Linked DNA regions of Homo sapiens: region 1 is linked to region 2. Evidence: chromatin contacts called from ENCODE Hi-C or POLR2A ChIA-PET data. All regions are on one chromosome and are shown on one strand. The core of a region is the stretch at or near the end of the contact, and the rest is flanking DNA. Distances in the headings are between cores, read along the strand shown.

Region 1 (7,682 bases), core at 4,557-7,056, 250 kb after region 2:
AGGCCGAGGTGGGTGGATCACGAGGTCAGGAGTTGAAGACCAGCCTGGCCAAGACAGTGAAACCCCATCTCTACTAAAAATACAAAAAAATTAGCCTGGTGTGGTGGCAGGTGCCTGTAATCCCAGCTACTCAGAAGGCTGAGGCAAGAGAATCCCTTGAACCCAGGTGGCAGAGGTTGCAGTGAGCTGAGATTGTGCCATTGCACTCCAGCTGGGTGACAGAGTGAGACTCTTTCTCAGAAAAAAAAAAAAAAGGTAAGCATATCTCTTCCATATGACCACTCTTAGGTGTTTACTTAAGAGAAATGAAAACGTGTTTATATGATGACTTGTACATGAATGTTCTGGTGTTTTTGTTTGTTTGTTTTTCGGTTTTTTTAATTTATGAATGTTGATAGTAACTGTAATAACCAAAAACTGGAAACAACCAAAATATTCATCAACAGATAAATGTATAAACAAACTATGAGACATCCATGCAGTGGAATACCACTGAGCAATGAAAAGGAATTTTTTTTTTTTGAGATGGAGTCTCACTCTGTCGCCCAGGCTGGAGTGCCGTGGTGCGCTCTCGGCTCTCTGCAACCTCCGCGTCCTGGGTTCAAGCGATTCTCCTGCCTCAGCCTCCCAAGTAGCTGAGACTACAGGCGCCTGCCACCACACCTGGCTAAATTTTTGTATTTTTAGTAGAGACGGGGTTTCACCATGTTGGCCAGGATGGTCTTGATCTCCTGACCTCATGATCCGCCCACCTCAGCCTCCCAAAGTGTTGGGATTACAGGCGTGAGCCACTGTGCCTGGCCAAAGAATGCATTATTTTAAAAACGTTTTTGTTATATAAATTCTTTTTATTTTGCCCTTATTATGTTTCATTGACATATAATTGTACATATTTATGAAGTACAGTGTGATAATTTGATACATGTATAGAATGTGTAATGATCAGAGTAGCATATCCATCACCACAAACATTTATTATTTCCTTGTGTTGCGAACATTCATAATCTACTCTTCTGCCTATTTGAAAATATACAGTAAATTTTTGTTAATTACAGTCACCCTATAGTGCCAGCCATAGAACACTAAACTCATTTCTTTTACAAAGCTGTACTGTTTTTTTTTTTTTTTTTTTTGAGACAGAGTCTTGCTCTCTTGGGCAGGCTATAGTGGCACAATCTCAGCTCACTGCAACCTTCATATCCCAGGCTCAAGTGGTTCTCCTGCCTCAGCCTCCCAAGTAGCTGGGAGTACAGGCGTGTGCCACCATGTCCAGGTAATTTTCGTATTTTTAGTAGAGACGGGGTTTCACCATGTTGGCCAGGCTGGTCTCAAACTCCTGACCTCAGGTGATCCGCCCGCCTCGGTCTCCCTAAGTGCTGGATTACAGGAGTGAGCCAAGGCGCCCAGCCTCAAGCTGTACTTTTGTATCCATTAACCAACCTTTGGCTATCTCCCTCTCCCCACTACTCTTCCCTACCTCTAGAAACCACTATTCTAAGCTGGGCACAGTGGCTCACGCCTGTAATCCCAGCACTTTGGGAAGCCTAGGCAGGCGGATCACAAGGTCAGTAGTTCGAGATCAGCCTGGCCAACATGGTGAAACCCTGTCTGTACTAAAAACTTAGCCGGACATGGTGGTGCACCTGTAATCCCGGCTATTTGGGAGGCAGAGGTGGGAGAATTGCTTGGACCTGGGAGGCAGAGGCTGCAGTGAGCCGAGATCATGCCCTGCACTCTATCCTGGGCAACAGAGTGAGACCCTGACTCAAAAAAAACAAAAACAAAAACAAAAACAAAAATTACCCAGGTGTAGGCCAGGCGCGGTGGCCCACGCCTGTAATCCCAGCACTTTGGGAGGTCGAGGCAGGCGGGTCACGAGGTCAGGAGATCGAGACCATCCTGGCTAACATGGTGAAACCCCGTCTCTACTAAAAATACAAAAAATGAGCCGGGCATGGTGGCGGGCGCCTGTAGTCCCAGATACTCAGGAGGCTGAGGCAGGAGAATGGCGTGAACCTGGTAGGCGGAGCTTGCAGTGAGCCGAGATCGCGCCACTGCACTCCAGCCTGAGCGACAGAGCGAGACTCCATCTCAAAAAAAAAAAAAAAAAAAATTACCCAGGTGTGGTGGCGCGTGCCTGTAGTCCCAGCTAGTTGAGAGGCTGAGGCGAAGAATCACTTGAACCCAGGAGGCGGGGAGGTTGCAGTGAGCCAAGATCAGGCCATTGCACTCCTGCCTGGGCAACAAAAGCAAAACTCTGTCTCAAAATACATAAATAAATAAACAAAAAATAAAGAAATCACTGTTCTACTCTCTTACTTCTATGAGATCAACTTTTTCTTTTTTTTGCTTGCTTGCTTTTTTGAGACAGTTTTGCTCTTGTCATCCAGATTGGAGTGCAGTGGGATGATCTCAGCTCACTGCAACCTCCGCCTCCCGGGCTCAAGTGATTCTCCTGTTTCAGCCTCCTGAGTAGCTGGGATTATAAGTGCCCGCCACCGTGCCTGGCTAATTTTTGTAGCTTTAGTAGAGACGGGGTTTCACCACGTTGGCCAGGCTTGTCTTGAACTCCTGACCTCAAGTGATCCACCTGCCTCACCCTCCCAAAGTGCTGGGATTACAGGTGTGAGCCACCGCACCCAGCCAAGATAAACTTTTTTAGCTTGCACACATGAGTGATAAAGTGGTACTTATCTGGCCAGGCCCAGTGGCTCACGCCTGTAATCCCAGCACTTTGGGAGGCCAAGGCGGGTGGATCAAGAGGTCAGGAGTTCGAGACCAGCCTGATCAACATAGTGAAAGCCCCATCTCTAATAAAAATACAAAAAAAATTAGCCGGGCATGGTGGCGGCTGCCTATAGTCCCAGCTACTCGAGAAGCTGAGGCAGGAGAATGGCGTGAACCCGGGAGGCGGAGGTTGCAGTGAGCCACGTCGCGCCACTTCACTGCAGCCTGAGTGACAGAGCAAGACTCTGTCTCAAAAATAAATAAATAAAATAAAAATAAAAAAAATAAAGTGGTACTTATCTTTCTGTGCCTGGCTTTTTCACATCACATAATGTCCTGCAAGCTCATCTATGTTGCAGCAAATGACAGAAATCTGGGGGTTTTAATGGCTAAATAGCATTCCAAAAAATTGTGCTCCCTTGTGTATATAGCATTTTATCAGTTCATCTGTTTTTTTTTTTTTTTTTTTGAGGCAGAGTCTCACTCGATCTTGGCTCACTGCAACCACCACCTTCCAGGTTCAAGCAATTTTCCCGCCTCTGCCTCCCAAGTAGCTGGGATTATAGGTGCTTGCCACCACGCCCGGCTAATTTTTGTATTTTTAGTAGAGATGGGGTTTCTCCATGTTGGCCAGGCTGGTCCCAAACTCCTGACCTCAGGTGATTCGCCCACCTCGGCCTCCCAAAGTGCTAGGATTACAGGCATGAGCCACCAGGCCCGGCCTGTCATTATTTTTATTCTTTTCTTTCTTTCGTTTTGTTTTGAGTTTTTGAGACGGAGTCTCGCTCTGTGGCCCAGGCTGGAGTGCAGTGGCTTGATCTGGGCTCACCGAAAGCTCCGCCTCCCAGGTTCACGCCATTCTCCTGCCTCAGCCTCCTGAGTAGCTGGGACTACAGGCATCCGCCACCAGGCCCGGCTAATTTTTTGTATTTTCAGTAGAGACGGGGTTTCACCGTGTTAGCCAGGATGGTCTCAATCTCCTGACCTCATGACCCGCCCCACCTCGGCCTCCCAAAGTGCTGGGATTACAGGCGAGAGCCACACTGTGCCCGGCCTCTTTTTTTTTTGACGGAGTTTTGCTCGTTGCCCAAGCTGGAGTGCAATGGCACTATTTCGGCTCACTGCAACCCTTGCCTCCCGGGTTCAAGCGATTCTCCTGCCTCAGCCTCCCGAGTAGCTGGGATTACAAGTGTGTGCCACCATGCCCAGCTAATTTTTGTATTTGTAGTAGAGACGGGGTTTCGCTTTGCTGGCCAGGCTGTCTTGAACTCCCGGCCTCAGGTGATCCGCCCACCTCGGCCTCCCAAACTGCTGGGATTACAGGCATGAGCCAAGGCACCCAGGCCTAATGGTCATTATTGTCATTCATTGATTCAGCAAATAGTAGAGTGCTGGGTGCTCAGCCTCTTGCTTTGCAGTAGCTTGGGTGTCAGAGGTGTGTGAGGCAGGCATTCTCAGGTTCTCTCCTGCCCAATAAAACCTTTTGTCTTTGGGGATACTGGTGACATCATGAATCCCAATCCTGTGCAATGTGCTATGACAAAGGAAAGGACAGGGGTTGAGGCAAGGGGCAGGGACAGCCTATGACACTGAAAAAGAGGCCAGAAACGCATTCCTACCCGCTCTCTCAAAATCCATGTTCAGTGGCAGGATCATCCAAGACCCTGATGGGGCGGGGGGCCTTTTTTCGTCTAGGATGGTATCTGAATGGCTTTAAGGGTAGCTTTCTTCTGATCACATGAGATTTCTGCTTGTGTCATGAAGAATGGGTCAGAGGATCAGGAGGCTGTGGCTGCAGCTGGGGCGGGTTGCGGGGACCCAGGACGAACAGTAGAGCTCGGTTAACGCTGCAAGGGGAGCCTGGCAGGCCGTACATCCCAATGCCAAGCCCGCCGCCTCTCGGCCTGACACCACCGGTGGAACCAAAAAGGGGAAATCATGTCCTTTGTGCCTCTGTGTCTGTGGTAAGCGGGGCCCTCCAGGGGGCGGAGCCGCCGGCAGGGTCCCCCCGTGGCCCGGGTCTCAGGGCAGAGCTCTGCCTGGGGCTCGCAGATGTCTGCAAGGCCGCGGAGGGAGGAGGGTCCAGACGCAAGCCCTTATTTCTGATCTGGACGTCTGCGAGGGTCTGACCCGGCTAGTCGTCCCCGAGGTGCGTGAGTGCGAGGGTGTGGGACACGGCCGGATCGTCCTAGGGCCCCGTGGATTAGCAAGGCACCGGGACCACTGGAGAGGGCTTAACGGGATAGCAGGGAGAGGGCGGGCTCGGGAAGAGCACCCTTTAGGCGAGGGGTTCTCGGGGAACCGACCGGCGTGTCCCAGCCCCAGGCCCGGTCCAAGATTCGCCGGCTCCGCCGCTGCCTCCGCACCCAGGCGGACCCCACCGCACCGCGCCCGGCTTTCCAGCGCTGCCCGAACCCCCGCCCAGCCCACGAGGCAGGGATTCTGTGGTCCTCACTGAGTCATCTGGACCAGAACTAGACTAGCCCAAGGTCACCGGGCGTTCCTGGCGAGGCCAGGGCCGCGCCGCGCCGCCCCTGGTGCATCCCGGGAGCCGCGCCGGTCTGCGGCACCTGGGCGGCGGACAGGGGCGCGGGCGAGGCGGGCGGGGCGGGCGGGCAGCGGACACCGGTCAGAGAGGCGGAACTCCCTGCCGCCAGCCGTGTAGTTTGCCTCGCGGGCGGCGGCGCGGCCTCCTGCCGGCCTAGCCCTACGCCCGACCACAACGCCCAGAAGGCCGCGCGGCGCGGGCGGGACCTGCGGCGACGAGCGAGGCGGTGACATCACCGCCGCATCCAGCTCCCTGGCCCCAGCTCCTCCCAGCGCCCGGGCCCTCGGCCTCGCAAGGCCTGACGGGAATCGTGGTCCACCCCCGGGTACCCCCAGCTGCTGCACGGGCAGCACGGACTTCAGTTCCCGGCGTGTCCTGCGCGCCGAGGCACGTTAACGGCAGGAGGGGGTGGGCAAGCAAAGGGAAAAGCAGAGCCGGGGGGCGGAGTAAGGCGGGGTGGGGGTGGGGGGTGGGGGCCCACACCCCTCCCCCTCCCCGCTGCTCCTTCCCCCTCCCCCGACGTAAACTGGGATCCCTTTCCCCTTGTGTCCGCCATATTGGACTCTAACTCTGGTCAGCCGCGGCGCCGGGACTGTGGACTCGCGGTTCCTCCCGCCCAGCGGCCTGCCCCGCAGCTCCCGCCCGCCCCAGCCCTCCCCGACCCGGACGCGACCCCGCGCAGCGCCCCCCGGCTGGCCGGAGCGCCCGCCGCCGCGGCCGCCTCAGCCTCCCCGCCTTCCCCGCCCTCCGCCGCCGCCCGCGGCCCCCGCGCCCGCTCTGCGCCCCTCTCCCCGCCCGCCATGAGCCCAGCCGACGCCAAGCGCGGGGCCAAGCGCCGGAAGAACAAGCGGGGCGGCGGCGGCGGCTCGGGCGGGGGTAACGGCGGCGCGAGCAGCGGCAAGGCCGGCCCGGCGGCGGCGCTGCGCGGTTCCCAGGCCGCGGGCCTGGCGGCCCCGGGCAGCGCGGCAGGCCTGGTGGGCGGCGCGGCGGCGGCCAACGGGCCTCTCGGCGCGGGCGCGAGCGCGGGCGGCGCCGCCCCCGGAGGCTACTTCGAGGTAAGCGGCGGCAGCGGGCAGGGGTCGATGGCGGTACGCGGTTGCCGTTCCCTCGCGCCTTGGCGGAGCTCGGCCTCCCGCTGTCGGCCCCGGGCCTGGGAGCGGGATGCTGCGGGCGGGCGGATAACGGGTCCTGCGGCGCTGCGCTTGCCGAGGTCCCGGGGCAGGGCGGCAGGTGGGCCGTGCTCGGCGTGACGCGGCCTCTGTCAGCCTCTTGAGAGGAGAACCTGAGCAGAGGCGGCGGGAGGGCTACACCGGGGCCGCCGCTCACGGCGACGGGCTGGTCCGCAGGCTGGAGCAGCCCCTCAACGGGCGGGGACGTCTCCGGGGTGCAGCTCCGCGCACGGCGCTTCGCCTTCCGCTGGACCCGGCGGGTGATACCCGCGAGGCCCGGGCTTCTGTCGTGGCGCCTCGCCCGCTGCGGCGGTTCCAGAGCGACTGCGATTCCGGGAGTGAGCAAAGCTGCCCTTTCGCTCCCAGGGCTTTGAAATGTTTCTCTGGCCACCTTCGTTATTCCGTGCGCGTGATGATTGAGAAGGGCCTCCCGGAAGTTTTCCTTTGGTCCTCCTATGTGGTTATTTGAAATCTACCTGACAGCCACCTGGAGCTGGCAGCCCTGGCCCCTCCTCCCCCGCTTTGTTAAGTTTTCAGGGGTATTTAGTGGTTTGGTTACTCAGGTATGTATTTAGGGTTCGAACTTAAGGAATTTGAAAGGTGATTTTTTTCAGTTTTGTTTATGAAGACAGCTAGCACACATTGCACCTACCAATTATGGATTCCTGCCACTTTTATTCAACCGTTGGTCACAACATTTCAGAGGGTACACTATTTATAAGTGGGTATGCAATTGGCGCAGTCATTTCCAGTTATCCCATTGTCTGCTGAAAGAGAATAGATTTTTTTTGAAAAGTTGCGTTCTTATAATGTTATTTAAACTCTTAAATTATGTAGTTTTAAAGATATTGCAATTAAAAAATGAAAGAAGCGTTGGGAGTATTTTTGTGCTAAATCATGACACAAATTGTTCTTTTTTTTTTTTTCTTTTGAGAACGGAGTCTCGCTCTGTCGCCCAGGCTGGAGTGCAATAATGGCGCGATCTTGGCTCACTGTAACCTCCGCCTCCCGGGTTCAAGCGATTCTCCTGCCTCAGCCTCTCGAGTAGCTGGGACTACAGGCATGCGCCACCATGCCCGGCTAATTTTTGTAGAGACAGGGTTTCACCATGTTGGCCAGGCTGGTCTCGAACTCGTGATCTCAGGTGATCCGCCCACCTTGGCGTCCCAAAGTGCTGGGATTACAGGTGTGAGCCACCGCGCCCGGCCGTTTTTATTATTATTATATTGTTACATTAG
Region 2 (6,953 bases), core at 3,418-5,917:
GGCGGAGGTTGCACTGAGCTGAGATCGTGCCACTGCACTCCAGCCTGGGTGACAGAGTGAGACACCATCTCAAAAAAATATAAATAAATAAAATAAAAATTAAAAAAAAGATCATTTGTGTTTAGATATGGTAGCAATAAACTGAAAGTGAAATGAAGAAAACAATCCTTAGCCCTTTACAATAGCATAAAAAAGATTAAAATACTTAGAATAAATTTAACAAAAGAAGTACAAGAATCATACACTGAAAACAACAAAACATTGTTGAAAAATATTAGAAGACCTACATAAATGGGAAGACATCTCGTGTTCACAGGTCGGAAGACAATATTGTTGAGACGGCATGACTCCCCAAATCGATCTACAGATTCAATGCAATCCATACGAAAGTGCCAACTGCCTTTTTTTCTTGCAAAAATGGACAATATGATCCTAAAATTAATGTGGGAGTGACTCGAGGGACCCAGAATAGCCAAAAGAAAAAAAACAAGTTGGAGGACTCACACTTGTGATTTGCAATGTGGCATGAAAGAGCAGGAATCAAGACTGTGCAGCAGCAGCATAGGACCGACATACAGACCAATGAGACCGAGAGTCCGCAAAGAAACCCATATGCTTATGGGCAGTGGATTCTCAGCAAGGGTGCCAAGACCAACCAGGAAAGAATAGTCTTTTCAACAAATGCTGCCGGAAAACCGGAGACACACATGCAAAAGGATGAAGCTGAACTCTGACCTTATACCACATACAAAAATTCACTCGAAATGAATCATATATCTAGATGTCAGAGCTACAACTCAAAGATTCTCTCTTTTTTTTTTTTTTTTTTTGAGATGGTGTCTCACATGGCTTACCGCAGCTTTGACTTCCCTGGGCTCAAGTGAGCCTCCCATCTCAGCCTCCTGAGTAGCTGGGACCACAGGCGTGCACCACACTGCCCGGCTAATTTTTGCATTTTTAGCGGAGATGGGGTTTCACCACGTTGCCCAGGCTGGTCTTGAACTCCTGGACTCAAGTGATCCACCCACCTCAGCCTCCCAAAGTGCTGGGATTACAGGCGTGAGCCACGGCGCCCAGGCTTAAAATTCTTAAAAGAAAACATTGGAGTAAATCTTTGTGGCGTTAGGCTAGGCCACAGTTTCCTAGACATGACACCTAAAGCATGGGCAACAAAAGAGAAAACAGATAACTGGACTTCATCAAACTGAAGACTTTCTGCTTCATAGGACACCACCAAGAAAGTGAAGAGAAAACCCACAGAATAATTTTTGCAAATCATGTGTCTGATAAGGACATAGTATCTGCAATATAGAAAGAATTTTTACAATCCAACAACAAAAAGACCAAAAAAAAAAACACTACTGAACAAATGGAAAACGGATTTGAATAGACATTTTTCCAAAGAAGATATACAAATGGCTAATAAACACATGAACAGATGCCCAACATCACTGTCAGTCAGGAAATGCCAAAAAAATTACAATTAAATACCATTTTATCTATTAGGACGATTAGAATGTTCCCCCCCCCCTCAAAAAAAAAAAACCCAGAAAATATGAAGTTGTGGTGAGGAAGGTGAGGATGTGAAGGAACTGGAATCCTCCTCTCTTCCTTATGGAAAAATAAAATGGCACAGACACTTTGGAAAACAGTTGAATGGATAGACAAAATGTCTATCTATATAATGGAATAAGTTTTCAGCCACAGAAAGGAACGCAGCACTTATACATGCTACTGTGTGGATGAACACTGAACACATCATATTGTCATCCCAGCCCTGTGGGAGGCCGAGGCGAGAGGATCACTTGACATCAGGAGCTCGAGACCAGCCTGGCCAACTTGGTGAAACCCCGTCTCTACTGAAAATACAAAAATTAGCTGGGTGTGGTGGCGCATGCCTGTAATCCCAGCTACCCGGGAAGCTGAGCAGGAGAATTGCTTGAACCCAGGAGGCAGAGGTTGCAGTGAGCCAAGATCGTGCCATTGCACTCTAGCCTGAAGACAGAGCGAGACTCCGTCTAAAAAAACAAAAACAAAAACACACCCATCGTGCTGAGTGAAAGAAGCCAGTCACAAAAGATCACAAACTGGCCGGGTGCAGTGGCTCACACCTGTAATCCCAGCACTTTGGGAGGCCAAGGTGGGCGGATCACGAGGTCAGGAGATCGAGACCATCCTGGCTAACACGATGAAACCCTGTCTCTACTAAAAATACAAAAAAAATTAGCCAGGCATGGTGGCGGGCGCCTGTAGTCCCAGCTACTCAGGAGGCTGAGGCAGAAGAATGGCGTGAACCCGGGAGGCGGAGCTTGCAGTGAGCCGAGATCATGCCACTGCACTCCAGCCTGACAACAGAGTGAGACTCCTTCAAAAAAAAAAAAAAAAATCACATACTGTATGATTGATTCCATTCACATGAAATGTCTAGAACAGGCGAAACCCATAGGGGCAGAAAGCAGAACCGTGGTCGCAACAGCTGAAGGGGGAGGGGAACATGGTGACTGCTGATGGGGAGGGTTTTTCTTTATGGGGTGATGAAAATGTTTTGAATTAGACAGTGATATTGGCTGTACAGCCTCATGGATGTACCACAAATTACTGAGCTGTACATCTCACAAACAACAGAAGAGAATGTTTTTCTTGTAATCGCCCAGCAAACTCATATGCAAGAAATAGCTTATAAGCTAAATGTCCATCAACAGTGGGTTGACTCAATACATTAGGTCATATCCCTATGGTGAAACAATCTCCAGAAGGATGGTCCACTGGAAATGTTAAAATATGAAATGAAAAATGTAGCATTTAAAAAATTAGAGGCGAGGTGTAGTGGCTCATGCCTGTGATCCCAACAATTATTGGGAGGCTGAGGCGGGAGGATCACTTGAGGCCAGGAGTTCAAGACCAGTCTGGGCAACATGACAAGACCTCTGTCTCTACAAAAAATCCAAAATTAGCCAGGCATGATGGTGTGCACCTGTAGTACCAGCTACTCTGGAAGCTGAGGTGGGAGGATCGCTTGAGCCCAGGAGTTCAAGGGTACAGTGAGCTGTGATCACACCACTGCACTCCACTCCAGCCTGGGCAACGAGCAAGACCCTGTCTCTTAAAATAAATAAAATAATAAAAATAAAAATTAGAGATGTCATATGTACATAAATGACACACTGGGGAAGATACTCAAGGTAAGGCATTAATCTTACACTTACTTGAGTAGTAAGATTACAGGTAAATTATCATTTTCTAAAGTCTCATCGCGGATCAAGTATTGCTTTTGTGATCAGAAGAGATGCCATTTCAAGAAGAAAGGAAAGTGCCTGCTGGCAGCAGATGGCACCCTCGGGCCCTGCCTGTGGCGAGGAACTTGTTTCCCTGTGAAAGGAGAAGCCCATGGGAAGTATTCAGCCCCGCAGCTCCAGCCCCTTGGACCAACACCCTGAAGCTGGGAAGGCTATCTGGACAAGCATCCTGCTACTGAAGCACCCCTGGAGATGAGAAATCAGGGGAAGGGCCCTGACGTTCAACAGAGAGTTGAGTGTGGCATAAGAACAATGGCTTCTACCAGCAGGTTGAGACCGAGGCCAGGCCAAGGCTGGCCGATTGCCCACGGGTAGGTCAGATCGCTGATGGCCATCTCAACCCCAGACACCCTTCACTTGCCACAGGAAAGGCCCTCTCCTGCCTCCCTGCCCTGGTTGGCTGGAAGCTCTGGTGGCGTGGGAGGGGGAATGGGTGGACAGAGAGAGCCAAGGGGCCCCATACAGAGATGTCACAGGTAGAAAAACCAATGAGGTACTGCCCAAGGGAACCGGCTGGGCTTGGAAGGGCCAAAGGGAACAAGAGAGCAGAGTGGGGAGGTAGAACCCAGGATTTCACCGAGAGCATGAGCCTGGGTCCTTCTGGGTCAGCCATTCCTGGGGCCATGTGGATGGGTGTCTTCCTTTGCTTCCTGCTGCTATAACAGAGTACCACAGTCTAGGTAATTTATAATGAACAGACATGTTTCTGGCTCACAGTCTGGAGGCTGGGAAGCCCAAGGTGGAGGGGCCCCATCTGACTAGGGCCTTCTTGCTATGTCACCACATGGAGGAAGGCATCGCATGGGCAAGAGAGAGGGGAAGGGGGCCATGCTCACCCTTTATAAGGACCCCACTGCAGCAATAACAAACCCACTCTTGCAATAACATCAATCCGCTCAGGAGGGCAAAGCCTTCATGACCTCATCACCTCTTTAAGGTCCCCCCTCTCAACGCTGTTGCAGTGGGGATTAAGTTACCAACACATGAACTTTGGGGCACACATTCAAACCACAGCAGGGGGCACTGTTTGGATGCCAGTGGCCCAGGAACACTGCCTTTGGAAGGGTGTTTATCCCCTGTGGCCAGTTGCTGAACAGACAGGGTAGGGCCATGAGGAGGACCTCAGGGGTAGATCAGACACTATGTGTCCCCCAAAAGCCAAGTCTAGTGGGGGAGCCACACACATTAACAATACAGAGCCGAGAAGTGAGCTGGTGCCCAGCGGGTCCATCCCTGTGGTGAGGAAGGGAACAGTACGGGTGAGATACAGCCACAGCTCAAGTCACAGAAAGACAGGGAGCCATGAGAAGCAGAGGCTAGAAGAGTGAAGGGCACCTGCCCTGCCAACAGCTTCCTGTGTCTCACCACAGAGTCTGAACCCTTGTCACTGATGTTCTCAAGTCAGTGGATCAACGTCACTTCAGCATGTTCACCCGGATGTCTAAAAGTCCAGCCACCTTCTGCAGCTGCCAGACACTCCCGCACCGGCTGCCTGAATGTTGCTTCCTGCCACTCTCTTACAGAAGGCAGCAAAAACTCCCTGCAACAGCCCCACTTCGGTTTGAACTACTATGAAATGTCATTCTCTGGTAAAGAAAGGCAGTGCAATTCTAAACAGTCACATCAATACCAAAGGCTGCCCAGCCTGTGTCTTCAGCTGTGTCACAGTTAGGCCACAGGACAGTGGCCAGGTTTCCAAAGTGCTCCTCTTGAACAGCACACAGGGGGGATAAATGGCTGATGTCATCATTGGGGTGGGAAAAGTGGTGAGGGGAGCCTCTGAGATGTTGGGAACATGGAACACGTCTGAATTCAGCAATTGGATAGAGCAGAAGAGGGAAGTTTACTGAACTTATAATTTTAATTCCAATTACTATGGAAAAGAAAGACCATAGCAAAGCCCAAATGAATCTGATGCAGCAAATTTAGCAAGTGAGTATGCAAACAGAAAGACAGGACTTTGCCACCTTGAACCTCTAGGAGTCTGTGAAAGAAGAGAATGCCAACTTTGGAAAGACTAACAGCATCACAGTATGTTTCTCATTATGACATCAGATACATTAATTTTTGAACTCTTGAAACCATTTGCAAAGGCTAATGAAGAGAAAAACAGCCTGTAGTCCCAGCTACGGGGAGGCTGAGGCAGGAGGATCCCCTGAGCCCAGGAATTCAAGGCTAGCCTGCGTAACATAGCAAGACTCTATCTCTAAAGAAAAATAAATAAAAAACAAAAACAAAGAACATCAAGAGTGACTGGTAGGCTCCAGAGGCAAGGTTTAATTGTGCTTGGATGTGGGAAAATTAGCAGCTCGGGCATTTGTACAACCACATACCAATTCTAATGAGCCACCTTGGGCCCTGACGCAAATGGTGGGCTGGCTGCTTCTTGTAAAAGTCATCCATCCATCCACCCACCCACCCACTCATCCATTTACCCATCCATATATTTACCTATCCATCCATCCACCCATCCATTCATCTACCCATCCACCAATCCATGCATCCATCCATCCATCCACCCAACTAATCATCCATCCATCTATCCACCCATGTACCCACCTGTCCACCCACCAATCCGTCTACCCATCATCCAATCTTCCACTCATCCACCCACCCATCTACCCACCCACCCATCCATTTATCCATCCATCCATCCATCCATCCATCCAATCATCCATCCACCCATCCACTCATGCACCCACCCATCCACCCACCCATCCATCCACCCATCCACTCATCCATCCACCCATCCACCCACCCATCCATCCACCCATCCACTCATTCATTTGCCATCCATCCATCCACCCACCCATCCATCTAATCATCAGTCCATCCATCCATCCATCCATCCAACCATCCAACCGTCCATCCACCCATCCATCCATCCATCCATCCATCCATCCACCTGCCCTACAAACATGCACTAAGCACCAACTATGATCCAGGAATTGCACAGTTCAGCCCTAAGGAGCTCACGATTTGATGGCAGAGATCAATAGGTGAACAGTTAATTATCACACACGGAAAGTGTAACAGAGGAACCATCAAGGGTGTTGTTGTGGGAGGTCAGAGGGGAGACTCCTCACTCAGGCTGGAGAGAGGTCTGGAGTGCCAGGGAGGGTTCCTGGAAGGCGCAGCATGAGGACAGCTTGAATGAAAGCCAAGAGGTGGGAAGCAGCCGACAGACTGTAGGGAACCCCCTGGTGATGCTGGGAGAGACCAGGCAGAGGTTGAGGCTAAGCAGAGGCCCACTGGGAGGGCTGGACAGTTCGGACCTTGGCCTGTTGGTCAGTGCCCCCAGAGGATGCTCCACAGAACGCAATTCCCTGTAGGCTACACTTGAGGGAAAAAGAGTTTGAGGAACAGAGCACAGGTGCTCTCTTTCTTGGAGCCCCCGCATCCACATTCATTGACATCAATCGACAGCTCAGGCTCGCTGTGGAGCATGTGGCCACACAAGACCGGATTCACGTGTGTACGCAGTGGAGGGAGTCAGCCAGCCTGCAAATGAGTGTTCAGAAATGAGACCATTTCCCACCGTGATAAAGGCCGTGTCGCCCAGGCTGGAGCACAGTGGCGTGACCACGGCTCACTGTAACCTCAAGCTCCGGGCCCCACATGATCCTCCAACCTCAGCCTCCCAAAGTACTGAGATTA

What was found. A loop is a pair of places that touch in the nucleus more often than their neighbours do. ChIA-PET counts read pairs that join two places held with the same protein, here RNA polymerase II (POLR2A). Pooled maps may share reads with other maps.
Region 1: a loop to region 2 is called in a map of CD4-positive, alpha-beta T cell, with 6 times the contacts of the local background. The contact joins the promoter of FAM193A here to the enhancer-like site in region 2. A Hi-C loop is called at or near these places in 2 of 168 maps with a recorded cell type or tissue (CD4-positive, alpha-beta T cell and naive thymus-derived CD4-positive, alpha-beta T cell) and 8 of 50 pooled maps. POLR2A ChIA-PET finds 5 or more read pairs at or near these places in 2 of 52 experiments (CD4-positive, alpha-beta memory T cell and naive thymus-derived CD4-positive, alpha-beta T cell).

What each region holds. Positions count from the first base shown.
Region 1 is chr4:2,530,841-2,538,522 of GRCh38, forward strand. FAM193A (family with sequence similarity 193 member A) reads left to right here and starts at 5,807. Exons shown (of 21, transcript NM_001366318.2): 1 at 5,807-6,330. The coding sequence starts at 6,076. RefSeq lists silencers at 4,691-4,850, 5,071-5,720, 5,731-5,780, 6,041-6,140, 6,221-6,510 and 3 more.
Region 2 is chr4:2,277,409-2,284,361 of GRCh38, forward strand. The region is part of intron 8 of ZFYVE28 (zinc finger FYVE-type containing 28); the gene reads right to left. Among named protein-coding and RNA genes, the nearest start is that of MXD4, 19 kb to the left of the region's middle. RefSeq lists enhancers at 3,148-3,649, 3,650-4,149, 4,918-4,977. Within about 2 kb of position 4,668, at least 6 of the 41 ENCODE cell types and tissues checked have a DNase peak (open chromatin) inside an H3K27ac peak, as active enhancers do; they include CD4-positive, alpha-beta T cell, where a contact is called at or near this core.